Linked DNA regions of Homo sapiens: regions 2 and 3 are each linked to region 1. The links are chromatin contacts, found by Hi-C in ENCODE. All regions are on one chromosome and are shown on one strand. Each heading gives the region's core, a stretch centred on a gene start or an enhancer-like site at or near the end of the contact. The rest is flanking DNA. Distances are from core to core; before and after follow the strand shown.

What was found. A loop is a pair of places that touch in the nucleus more often than their neighbours do. Pooled maps may share reads with other maps.
Region 2: a loop to region 1 is called in a pooled map, with 10 times the contacts of the local background. The contact joins the promoter of INSM1 here to the promoter of LINC00237 in region 1. A Hi-C loop is called at or near these places in 1 of 168 maps with a recorded cell type or tissue (naive thymus-derived CD4-positive, alpha-beta T cell), 14 of 37 single-sample maps with no recorded cell type and 12 of 50 pooled maps.
Region 3: a map of naive thymus-derived CD4-positive, alpha-beta T cell shows a loop between it and region 1 (13-fold over the local background). The contact joins the promoter of LINC01726 here to the promoter of LINC00237 in region 1. A Hi-C loop is called at or near these places in 1 of 168 maps with a recorded cell type or tissue (naive thymus-derived CD4-positive, alpha-beta T cell), 14 of 37 single-sample maps with no recorded cell type and 12 of 50 pooled maps.

The regions. Positions count from the first base shown.
Region 1 is chr20:21,104,541-21,108,216 of GRCh38, forward strand. LINC00237 (long intergenic non-protein coding RNA 237) reads right to left here and starts at 1,818. Exons shown (of 2, transcript NR_190203.1): 1 at 1,731-1,818.
Region 2 is chr20:20,366,303-20,369,978 of GRCh38, forward strand. INSM1 (INSM transcriptional repressor 1) reads left to right here and starts at 1,802. Exons shown (of 1, transcript NM_002196.3): 1 at 1,802-3,676. The coding sequence starts at 1,966. The coding sequence ends at 3,498. RefSeq lists an enhancer at 895-1,665.
Region 3 is chr20:21,701,870-21,705,545 of GRCh38, forward strand. It overlaps LINC01726 (long intergenic non-protein coding RNA 1726), which reads right to left and starts at 1,716. Exons shown (of 5, transcript NR_109878.1): 1 at 1,453-1,716. RefSeq lists an enhancer at 1,034-1,638.

The sequences.
Region 1 (3,676 bases), core at 568-3,067:
GGAGAAAGATGCAACCAGGTCTGCAGCCGCTGGGGGCCCAGGACGCGGGGCAGCTTCGGAGCACTTCTCCTCTGCCCCCCACCCTCCAACCCCTGACTTACTGTTTTTTTTCCTAAGAAGGGTTTTGTGTGTTCCAAATATCCTGGAATTGCAGTCACAACCTACATCCTCTGCTAATTTGGGGCATTTCAGGCTGAGCCTCCTAGAACCAATTTGTGGCTTGTTTCTGCTCTAGCTAGGCAGGTTTTGTTTACATATTCTCTCTGGGTGTTTTGAGAGGACACACACAGACAGACACACAGACACACAGGCGCGTACACACACACTCATATATTTTTTCTATACTGTGACCTCTGTTTACAAGCCCATTTGGTTGTTCATGATTTTCCCCTTCCTTGGTGTTACCTCCAAATATCTGGAGAAGCTGGGAGAGAAATGGTCATGGCTGCATATCCAAGGAGCCCAACCTAGGAAGCTTCCATCTTTGTCTAGGAGGAAGGTTCGGCCACTGCACCTGGAGCCCGAAGCACCGGACACCAGGCGCGCCGTTCTGGCGCTCTGCAGGGCCTCTCTGGGTGAAGGAAAGCGGGCAGCCTGGGTTCAGCCCACCGGGTCCCCTTTCGAATGCCATTTCCCAGCTGAAAATCCAGCCAGCACAGCCTGGACGCCGAGCCCTCTGGAGCCCTGGTCAGGACGCTTTAATTTTCACCCTCCCGCTCTGGGTCTGAACAACCCCCCCGTCCCCCGCCCCCCACCCCAAGGTGTTGTTTCCTAGGGTCTTCTGGGGACATCCCTACCTGTCGAGGGCCTGCCCTCCTCGGGCTAAAAGTTCAGCCCTTCGACAGAGCCATGGAATAAGAGGCGACTCTCCCTGTGTCCCGCAAGTGGTTTCTCGAGGTACCCCTCTGAGGCTGCAGCCCCCGGAGCAGACCTGGCTCTGCATAGCAGCAAAAGCAACCGCCTACCTGGGCCGGGGCAGGACTGTGCCGCGGCGGCAGGGACAGTGTGAGCGCCGCCGGCCCCCTCACCCGGCGAGGGCCCTGCGCTCACACTTCTTCCAGGGGAAGGAGTGGCCACGCCTGAGCCCCCCTAAACGACCTCTTCAGGAGAAAAGAGTGCCGGCCAGGAGTCCCTCCAGTAACCTCAGTTTAGATCGGGTTTTCGCGCCTCCCCTAGGAATCCGGCTGGAAACCCCGGAGACTCTGCGCCTAGAGTTTTGCGGGCGTCTCTCTGCCTCCCCGCAGCTTCCGGCTCTCGCAGGCTTCATCCACTCCCTCTTCCCCCGGACCTGCCTGAACCCCGCCGAGCACTAGGCAAGGCCGGGCTCTGCGGGCTGGGGAAAAGAAGGGGCTTGGGGTGGCCCAACCCGACCGCCACCTCGGCCCGGCCTGCGGGGAAACCCCACAAAGTCAAGGCGCGGGGCGGGGTCGGGGGGATGGGATCCAGAGAGAGACTCAGAGGGGCGCCCCTTCCCCCCAGGGGTCTCCGAATCCTAGGGACTCTCTAAGCCCCCGTGGCAGAGAAAAGAGGAATTTTTAAAAACAAATCTTCCCTTGCCTGAGGCCATTTTCCAGCCTTCCACGCGCCTTTGCCGGGGAAAGAGTCGATGACTCGCCCTGCTCATCGGCTCAGACCAGAGCTACCCTGAGCCCACACCTCTCCTCCTCTCTGCAAGACATCCCTTCCGCCACCCCCAGTCCCGCCGTCCTCCCCTCTCCAGACCCACTGACCTTGGGAAGGCGCAGACCCACCGCTCGCCAAGCCTCGCCCCGCACTGTGCACGGGAAGAGGGGGCTCCGCGCGCAGCCCAGTCCGGTTAGCTGGTCGGCGTCGGCGGGGCTGCCGAGGTGGCGCAGAGCTCCCCTCCCCCACGCCTTATAATTTAATCACACGCGATATTAAATTATCAAGCTGCTCATTAATCATCACGCGAGTTATTGGGACTGAACACGCCGCCGCGTGTTTTGACAGCCCAGAACCATTCGCGGGGGTCGGGGTGTGTCTGGGTTTGGGGGCTGGGGGATGTCTAGCCACTCTAGAGAAACACTGCGAGCCCCACGCGGGCTGGTGGAGCCTCTTGCCTGGAAAAAGATGTGGAAACGCGCAGGCTGGGCGTCAGAGTTTGGTTGAGGGTCTGTCAAAAGCCCAAACGTAACCCTCCCAGGCCACTTTCCTTAATATTTGGATTTTGATCACGATGATTAAGACAGCCGGTGATGTGTAATCAACAGCATCTTAATTTGCAGTTTTTCAGGAGGGTGAATTTGACCTGACTCTGAGCATCTTCATTGCCCAGTGTGGACGGTGTGAAGTTAATGCGGTTGAAATACAGAGGGAATCAGATCACCGATGTCATTTCAAAGAATAACTTTTCCCTGATTCAAAGGGTCTCTCTTGCCTTTCACATACTACAAATGTGGAGAGAGAGACATAAAGAGTTTTAAAAATTAAATTCTTAATTTGGGGTATTCATTTTTAAAATGATTTACGCGTTTCGCCCTGGAGTGGTTAGAACCTGGTTTTATTTTCTAGGGTTTTATTTTTCCTTTTCTCTATTTCAATTAAAGGAATCTCTTTAAATGAATAAACCAATTAAATGAAACTTCTTATGATTTCATTCCATACAATAGAAGAAACAAATGATCATTAAAAGTTGTCTTAGTGTTACAAAGGAGAGTAATTAATTCTCAGCATTCACACCAGCAAAACGATAAACAAGAGGGAAAACATCCCCCAACTCTGGAAGAGGTGGTGTAGATGTGAATCTGCAAACCAACTTAAAAATATATATACCTAGTTTGAAATTAGTCTTTGGAAGAAATGTAATTCCCAAATTAAGTCTTTTGCCACCTTAGCATAAACCAAGGCTAGTTTTTAGCGGAAGACCAGTTCCTCTGGGCAAGAGCTGTGAATTTCAATAAGTTGGCAAGCCAAGTTTTCTACACAAATCAGAGATTAAATCAAGTTGTTTTCCCTTTTTAAAATATAAAGTATAAACAAATACCAAACTGGGGCATGTTCCAAATCCTCTGCAGCTAAATTGCATTTAACTTTTCCACCAGAAAATGTGATCAATTTAGTAAGCCAATAAGTACATAAATACTACCCCCGCTTATGTTTTATCGCAGAATATCATTGATAATATTAAATGTGTCCAAGACCGCTCATGAGTTATTTTCTCTTCTGTTAATCTGTTGTCTGCATTTTTCTACTCTGTCCACTAACACACAAAGAGATGGGTATCAAAACTCAACACACACACATACTGCTAGGTGAAATTCATACATCCTAAAGAAGCTAGTGCAGAGGGGGAAATGCCATAATATGGATGTGATATTTTTTCATAAGCCAACGGTGAAAAATATATTGACTATCTTTATCCAGGCAGTTCATGCCTACGTATGCTCTGCAGTGACAAGGACATTTGTTGTCAGGGACTGAGAGATGGCTTTCAATGCCAGGAGCTTTTTCTGGTAAAAGTGGGCCATTGGCTAAAAAATTGTATCTGAAGACTTTGTTTTAAAACTGGAGATTTTGAACATAACCTGAATTATCCAGACAACATGGTTTGGTGAACTTGGCAATCGTGTACTTCAAGATTACATGAGAAGCTTTTGAAAAAAATTAAAACATAAGGTTTTATTGAGTAGAGTCACCAAAAATGGGAAAAAATAAT
Region 2 (3,676 bases), core at 552-3,051, 740 kb before region 1:
ACAACTTATGACTCATGTGGACTCTATTTTTACATGTTTAATTTCTACGCCAGGGTATTTTCAGAGGGAAAATCCAAAACAATTAAATACCTTCAGTGGAATTAAGCGTAAGTAAAACTCAGCAAAATCTGTCTGGTATACAAAGCTTTGCAGAAAAATGTTTCCTTCTCTTTCAATAAAGTGACATTTTCCTCACAGCATATGACATTTTATGTGGCTTGGCTATTTGTTCCCCAGTGTTGGACGATCAGGGCCACTACGCACTCGTGGGGTTCTCTGCCCTGTCCCCCGAAGATTCTGCCTTTTGTGTTTCCTCGGGGCTGGGCTGGACAGAGGATGGAGGCAGGCGGCCCAGTCTGGGTCCAAACGGAACGGCAGCGGAGGTGGGGGTGGGGGTGGGGGCGGGGGGAATCTTCGCTGTTGTCTCTTCCTGGTGGCACAGGGGAGGCGGCTTGTCCTCTCGGAGGCCTCAGCCTGCCTCAGAGTACAGATTGCCCCCCCTCCCCCCGTCCAGCACGCGTCTCTTTTGCGTCCAGATTGGCCGCGACCGGAGCTCAATAGCAGGAGGTTAATTTCCTTCACAAAGGTGAAGGGGGCACGGCTCCGTGGGGGCTGCGCCCAGACAGGCAGCCCCTTTATTTCGCAGCGCCTTGATTGGAGCCCTTGATTTAGCATCTGATGTCAACCGGCAAACAAAATGCCCGCTCGGAATGAAAATGCATGAGGCCGCGCGGGGAGGAGAAAGCCAACTTCACTGGGGCGCACGAGGCCGACCGCGCGTTTCGGGCTTCGGCCAACTCGACCCGGATTAACCGAGCCTTGGACCACGCGGAAGCTCCGGGCGGCCTGGGTCGGGCCCCGCCAAAGATGCCATTCCCAAGCCTCCAAGAACCCAAAAGTTCAGAAATTCACGTTCCTCTGGGAACCCAGCCCAGCCCGCCCGCGCTCCAATCCCGCGCTTTCGGGAGACTGAGAAGGCCGTGCCAATTCCTTCTCAAACTCGAAAGAAACCTTCTCTAGCCCCGTGGGCGCGCGGAGGCTGCGAGCACAAACATCGCCCTCGGCCACTGCCAGAAGGCCGGGCCCCCTGTCCACACTTGGAACCCCGGGGAACCCTTTTGCTTGGCCTCTTGGGTCCAGCGGCCCATCCGTCCAAGGTCCGGGCGGAGGCCGTCCGGACCCTGCTGCTCTCTCGGATTCTTGTTTATTTCCCAAACACCACGCGGAGCCACTGCGCCTCCGCAACGATCTCCCCCGCACCGCCCCGGCGCGCCCCCGCCCCCACCCAATCAGCGCGCACAACTTCCCCCTCGGCTCCGGCTCGCGGATTGAACCCTCCTGACATATTTGGGGCCATTCTTCTCCTTTGTTGCTATTTTGCTAGCGACCCGCGGGTAATCCCCGCGCGGGAGGGGGGCGTGCATTGTCGCGCTGATGGACGGGCCCATTTGGCGGCTCCGCGCCCCCCGGAGGAGAGACACAAAGCCCAGGCACGTGCGCCTCCCCATAGAGAAGCAGCAGACCGTGAAGGGAGGCGGGGCCGGGCGTGTGCCTGGACCGGGCGGGGCGGCGGCGCCGGGCGGGGCGACCAGGGGCGCGCGCGGGGGCCCCGCGCCCTCAGGTACATCTGCCGCACCTACCGGGCGACCCCCGAGTCCCGGCCCCCTTTTGGCCGCCCCATCGCCCTCCCACCCTGCCAGGCTGAGGAGCTGCGGACGCGCTGATTGGCTCCAGGGGAAGCGGGAGGCGAGAACAATGGCCCCCTCCCCCCGTTAAAAGGGAGCGGCTGCCGGGCCCGGGGACAGGGACGCGCGTGCAGGGCGCAGAGCTGGGCCGAGCCGTCGCCGGCGCCACGCGAGTCCCGCAGCCGCCGCGCCCGGGCAATGGGCCGGGGGCACTGAGGGCCGCCGGGGCCGAGCGCGGAGGGGGGACCGAGCCAGTGCCGTGCCCTCGGGCCGCGCCAACATGCCCCGCGGCTTCCTGGTGAAGCGCAGCAAGAAGTCCACGCCCGTTTCCTACCGGGTCCGCGGCGGCGAGGACGGCGACCGCGCACTGCTGCTCTCGCCCAGCTGCGGGGGCGCCCGCGCCGAGCCCCCGGCGCCGAGCCCGGTCCCCGGGCCGCTGCCGCCGCCGCCGCCCGCGGAGCGCGCCCATGCAGCGCTCGCCGCCGCGCTTGCCTGCGCGCCTGGGCCGCAGCCACCCCCGCAGGGCCCGCGGGCCGCGCACTTCGGCAACCCCGAGGCTGCGCACCCCGCGCCGCTCTACAGTCCCACGCGGCCCGTGAGCCGCGAGCACGAGAAGCACAAGTACTTCGAACGCAGCTTCAACCTGGGCTCGCCGGTCTCGGCCGAGTCCTTCCCCACGCCCGCCGCGCTGCTCGGAGGGGGCGGCGGCGGCGGCGCGAGCGGAGCTGGCGGAGGCGGCACCTGCGGCGGCGACCCGCTGCTCTTCGCGCCCGCCGAGCTCAAGATGGGCACGGCGTTCTCGGCTGGCGCCGAGGCGGCCCGCGGCCCGGGCCCCGGCCCCCCACTGCCCCCTGCCGCCGCCCTGCGGCCCCCGGGAAAGCGGCCCCCGCCCCCTACCGCCGCGGAGCCGCCCGCCAAGGCAGTCAAGGCCCCGGGCGCCAAGAAGCCCAAGGCCATCCGCAAGCTGCACTTCGAGGACGAGGTGACCACGTCGCCCGTGCTGGGGCTCAAGATCAAGGAGGGCCCGGTGGAGGCGCCGCGGGGCCGCGCGGGGGGCGCGGCGCGGCCGCTGGGCGAGTTCATCTGCCAGCTGTGCAAGGAGGAGTACGCCGACCCGTTCGCGCTGGCGCAGCACAAATGCTCGCGCATCGTGCGTGTGGAGTACCGCTGTCCCGAGTGCGCCAAGGTCTTCAGCTGCCCGGCCAACCTGGCCTCGCACCGCCGCTGGCACAAACCGCGGCCCGCGCCCGCCGCCGCCCGCGCGCCGGAGCCAGAAGCAGCAGCCAGGGCTGAGGCGCGGGAGGCACCCGGCGGCGGCAGCGACCGGGACACGCCGAGCCCCGGCGGCGTGTCCGAGTCGGGCTCCGAGGACGGGCTCTACGAGTGCCATCACTGCGCCAAGAAGTTCCGCCGCCAGGCCTACCTACGCAAGCACCTGCTGGCGCACCACCAGGCGCTGCAGGCCAAGGGCGCGCCGCTAGCGCCCCCGGCCGAGGACCTACTGGCCTTGTACCCCGGGCCCGACGAGAAGGCGCCCCAGGAGGCGGCCGGCGACGGCGAGGGGGCCGGCGTGCTGGGCCTGAGTGCGTCCGCCGAGTGCCACCTGTGCCCAGTGTGCGGAGAGTCGTTCGCCAGCAAGGGCGCTCAGGAGCGCCACCTGCGCCTGCTGCACGCCGCCCAGGTGTTCCCCTGCAAGTACTGCCCGGCCACCTTCTACAGCTCGCCCGGCCTTACGCGGCACATCAACAAGTGCCACCCATCCGAAAACAGACAGGTGATCCTCCTGCAGGTGCCCGTGCGCCCGGCCTGCTAGAGCGCGCCCTCCACCCCGGCCCCCGAACTGTGCCTTCGCTTGGAGACCCACAAAGAGAGTGCGCCCTGCACTCCCCGAACCCGAGTCCGCGCTGGGGGAGCCTCGCCCCCGCCCCCACCGGGTGAAAGTGTCGTCTCCGCTTCTCTCGGTGTGGCGTGACGGTAACCCCATACTCTCC
Region 3 (3,676 bases), core at 466-2,965, 600 kb after region 1:
CAATTTTCTTCTTATTTTTAAGTATGATGTGGCGGATCTTTTTTGCAAAACTACGGGCATGTGTACGTGTGGAGCTTGGTACTATAACCTGATGCATAAAGTGCGTTTTTAGCCCGAGCTGCTTTTTTATTTTCCCCTTCAAACGTAAATTTAAGAAGAAAATTAAGAGACTCAATTTGACTTTGATTTTGAACCACAGGACTCATGGCTCAGTGCTCTTAAAACTCTTAAAAACACAGTAAAAGCGCAGGTCCTGAGCAGAGCCAGGACTCATGCAGGAGCGAAAGCGGGCCTATTAAGGCCTGAGGCTAGGACGTCGTGAGGAAGACCCGGGATCCCGGCCCTGCGGCCCCTGCGGGCTGCTGCTGGTGGGTACCAGCTTTCGTTGTTAGGCCCAAGTCTGGCCAGGGCTCTCGGGGAGTGCCACCTGTGTTTTCTGCCCTCTGTTACTTCCCGCAAGAACCGAAATGCGCACCTGTATGCCCAAGTTGGACTTAAATCAGCTTTTTCTTAAGGTTTCTCCTGGAGTCCTTGAAATGCATGGGCCCGGGGAACATCCCGGCCTATTGCTTGTTTTAACTCCCGGAAACAAACCCACCAAAAATCAAAGCCAAGTATGAGACATGAAGTGGGGGCGACTGTAGCTCCAAGAGCGGCCCTGTCACCGAACCCCTGGGTGTTTAGCAGTGTGAAGTTTCGGGTGTTGAGTTCACGGCTCAGGTGGCGTGCAGCAAGGGAGTTCTCATCAGTAACCCCCCTTGCCGCCAACCCCCAGTCCCCAGAAGGGCAGGCACCCCTTCGCGCCTCCTTTTTGACTCCCGCTTTCGGCAAAGAGTTTACCTCTCTTTCTTTTCCTGCCTTGGGAAAACTGGGCGAGGGCCCGAAGCCTCTGGGGTACCCTCAGATCCATCCTCTGCCCTGCTAGGAGTCCAGCCCCAGGCGGAGGAGTTTTGCCCCAGGTTTCTGAGTGCGCCCTCAGCTAACAGGCTCCCGCGACCCTGGAAGCGGAACTTTGTTGCACTCCGCTTCCAGAGGACGCTGAAATACGGTGCCAAACCCAGCCAAGCAAAAACGCAGAATCCGCGAGCTCTTTACCTCTGTGCGCTCAGCGCTGACTAGTAGCTGTCCCCGGGCCATGGAGAGGGCTAAGCTGCCTCCTTGGGAGGTGGGAGAGACGTTTCTTTTCCTTCTGCAATCTCATCTTAGGGCCATCTCTCACCAAGCCTAGCCTGCAGCTCGGGAACCCGCGATACCCGGCCGGGGGACGACAGGGGGCGACAAACTGTAAGGTTTTCCCTATGCCCGACCGTGCAGAAGGCTGCAGCGAGGGCTGTGTGCTCCCGATCGCGCACAGCTGGCTGCGGGAAAGGGGCCAGGATTGAGACGAAGGCTCGCGGACTCTGCTACCGGGGAGAACCACCCCCTCTCATCGTGCGCAATCCCCAGACTCACCCCTCTACAGTAGCCCCCAGCCACGGGCGGCCTTCACGGGGACGGGGGCGGAGTTTTGTCCTGGACTGCGACTCCTTGCCACTTTTCCAAGCTCGGCAGCAGAGGTGGGGTGGACGTTCCCCTGAAAGGGTAGTTGGGCGAACCAGCTCTCACGGTGTCACGACCGGCTTTATTTCCTCGTCTTTAGAGTGTGCCTGTTGACTCCTCACCTACTGGGGGGAAGAAGCGGCTTTAGCTGCTTTTCCGGATCACGAGTATCCACTGGACTGAGGCAGGGATGTGGCGTTCCTTTATCTCAGAGACTCCAAGGTCTGGAAATCAACCTTTCTTGGTATCTCGCGCCCGACGAAGCTAGCAGATTCCGCAATGGAGAGCACTGGGCAGGGTGCGTCCCCACTCCCCGCACCCCCGGAGCCCCGAGCATACTGTGCGTGCTTAGTCCTCTCTTCGCTGCCTTCGCGGAACTCCTGGCTTAGGCGTGCCCACTTTAATCCAAACCATTCCCTTTCCCTGTTCCTTACTCCAAACCTACGCTGTCATGGACAGGCCTAATCTTCTACATAGCTTCCCCTGCTCCCACTCTCGCACCCTCCTGCCAGTGCACTGACCCTCAAACCTCCTCCAGGTCTCCAGGACCTCCCAGAGCCAGAGACTGTACTGTGTTCATGCCGCCGGAGAGGAAGAGTTCACTTCTTTTAAACCTGATTTTTCTTTTTCCAGGAGTAATTCTTGTCTGTGGCCCCACCGCGTGCTCTCTCTAGAGAGTCCAGGAATTATGAGCCAGTCACTCCTGACAGATACATTTAGACAGGTGGATTAGGAGCCAGGGATGCTCTCTGGCCCTACAGCGGAGGCAAAGGGGTCGGGGCCTCCGCAGCCATGGCTCCCCAGGGTGGGCTGATAGGGTCCATGTGCTCCTCAGCCACTGTCACCGCGCTGGCGCCATACTCAACTCTGGGTGGCTAAGGAGAGCTAGACCCTTGGGGTGGGCAGGAGGGAGGGGAAGAGGGTTCTCTCCTCCAGGGGAGCGCTGGGAGTCTCAGAAACCTCGGCTGTTCCTACTCTCTCCCCTATGCCCTCTTCCTGGTCTAGCACATTCAGCCCAATGCCTTTGGTGCTTACTGGGCTCAACCTCAGAGCTCTCAGATCCTGACCCCCTCAAATCAGTTCATGTTCAAAACCACGAGTTTCCTCCTCTTGGCCCTCACCGCATGGCTCCCGGACACAGTTAGCTGCACAGGTTGGGGAGTTCAGAACTGCTTTGGTGCAGGGTAGAAACAGAGAAATTGTTGATGTTCAATCTCAGGGGTGAATAATTCAGGGCTGCGCAAAACCTCATTTAAATGAAGGAGAAATGACCATTCTGTGGTTTAACAGAGACTTCCTGAAGCTGCAGGTGCTGGGAGAAAGACGAGGCCAGGCCACCTGGGATAGAGTGGTGCGAGATTCCACCGCCAGGGAGAAAGGAACTTGTCCTTCAGACCTAGAGCTGGAGCTATGCATTTGGCCTCCCGCCGGTCGCGCTTGGGGACAGGAGGGCGCCGGATCTATGCGCCCCTTAGCAGCAGATCGGGATCCTTTTGCCTCCTGCCCCTTCTGTCACTGCTTGGAGAGGGATGAGTTCTGGTGGCTGGGCCTGGCTGTAGGAGACAGGATTTGGACCGTGCCCCTCTCGCATCACCGAAATCACCCCCACTATTCCAAGAGTGGTTGGCTATTAAACGTGAAGATTTCCTGAGAGAAGGATTGAGGACCTGGCCAGGAATGGGACACAAGTTCCGCCTTGTGTCTTCCTGACAGGAGCCCTGCACCGCGCTGGACGCTCACCTTGACACTCCCAGCCAGCTGGGGTACTGATCCCACCCTTCCCCGGCCGCTGCCCCGGGAGTGGGGAGGTAGAGAGAGCCACACCCGAAACACCTTTCCACGATAAACTTTTATTCTCTATCTTATTATTAATGGTGGCGGAAATAAAACTAAAACCAAAACGAAAACGAGTACTAGTACTAACACACTAATCAATTTGAGATGACTTCCCCCTCATTCCCAAAGCTAGAGGAGGAAGGGGGCTGAAAGGGGCTCAGAGCAGTGGAAGGTCCCAGGCCCAGCTGGGGTTGGGACGTGTGTGTGTGTGTGTGTGTGTGTGTGTGTGTGTGTGTGTGTGTAGAGGGGTGGGTTCCGGGGGGGTGGTGGAAGAGGGCCGAGGGGGGAGGATAGAAGGAGG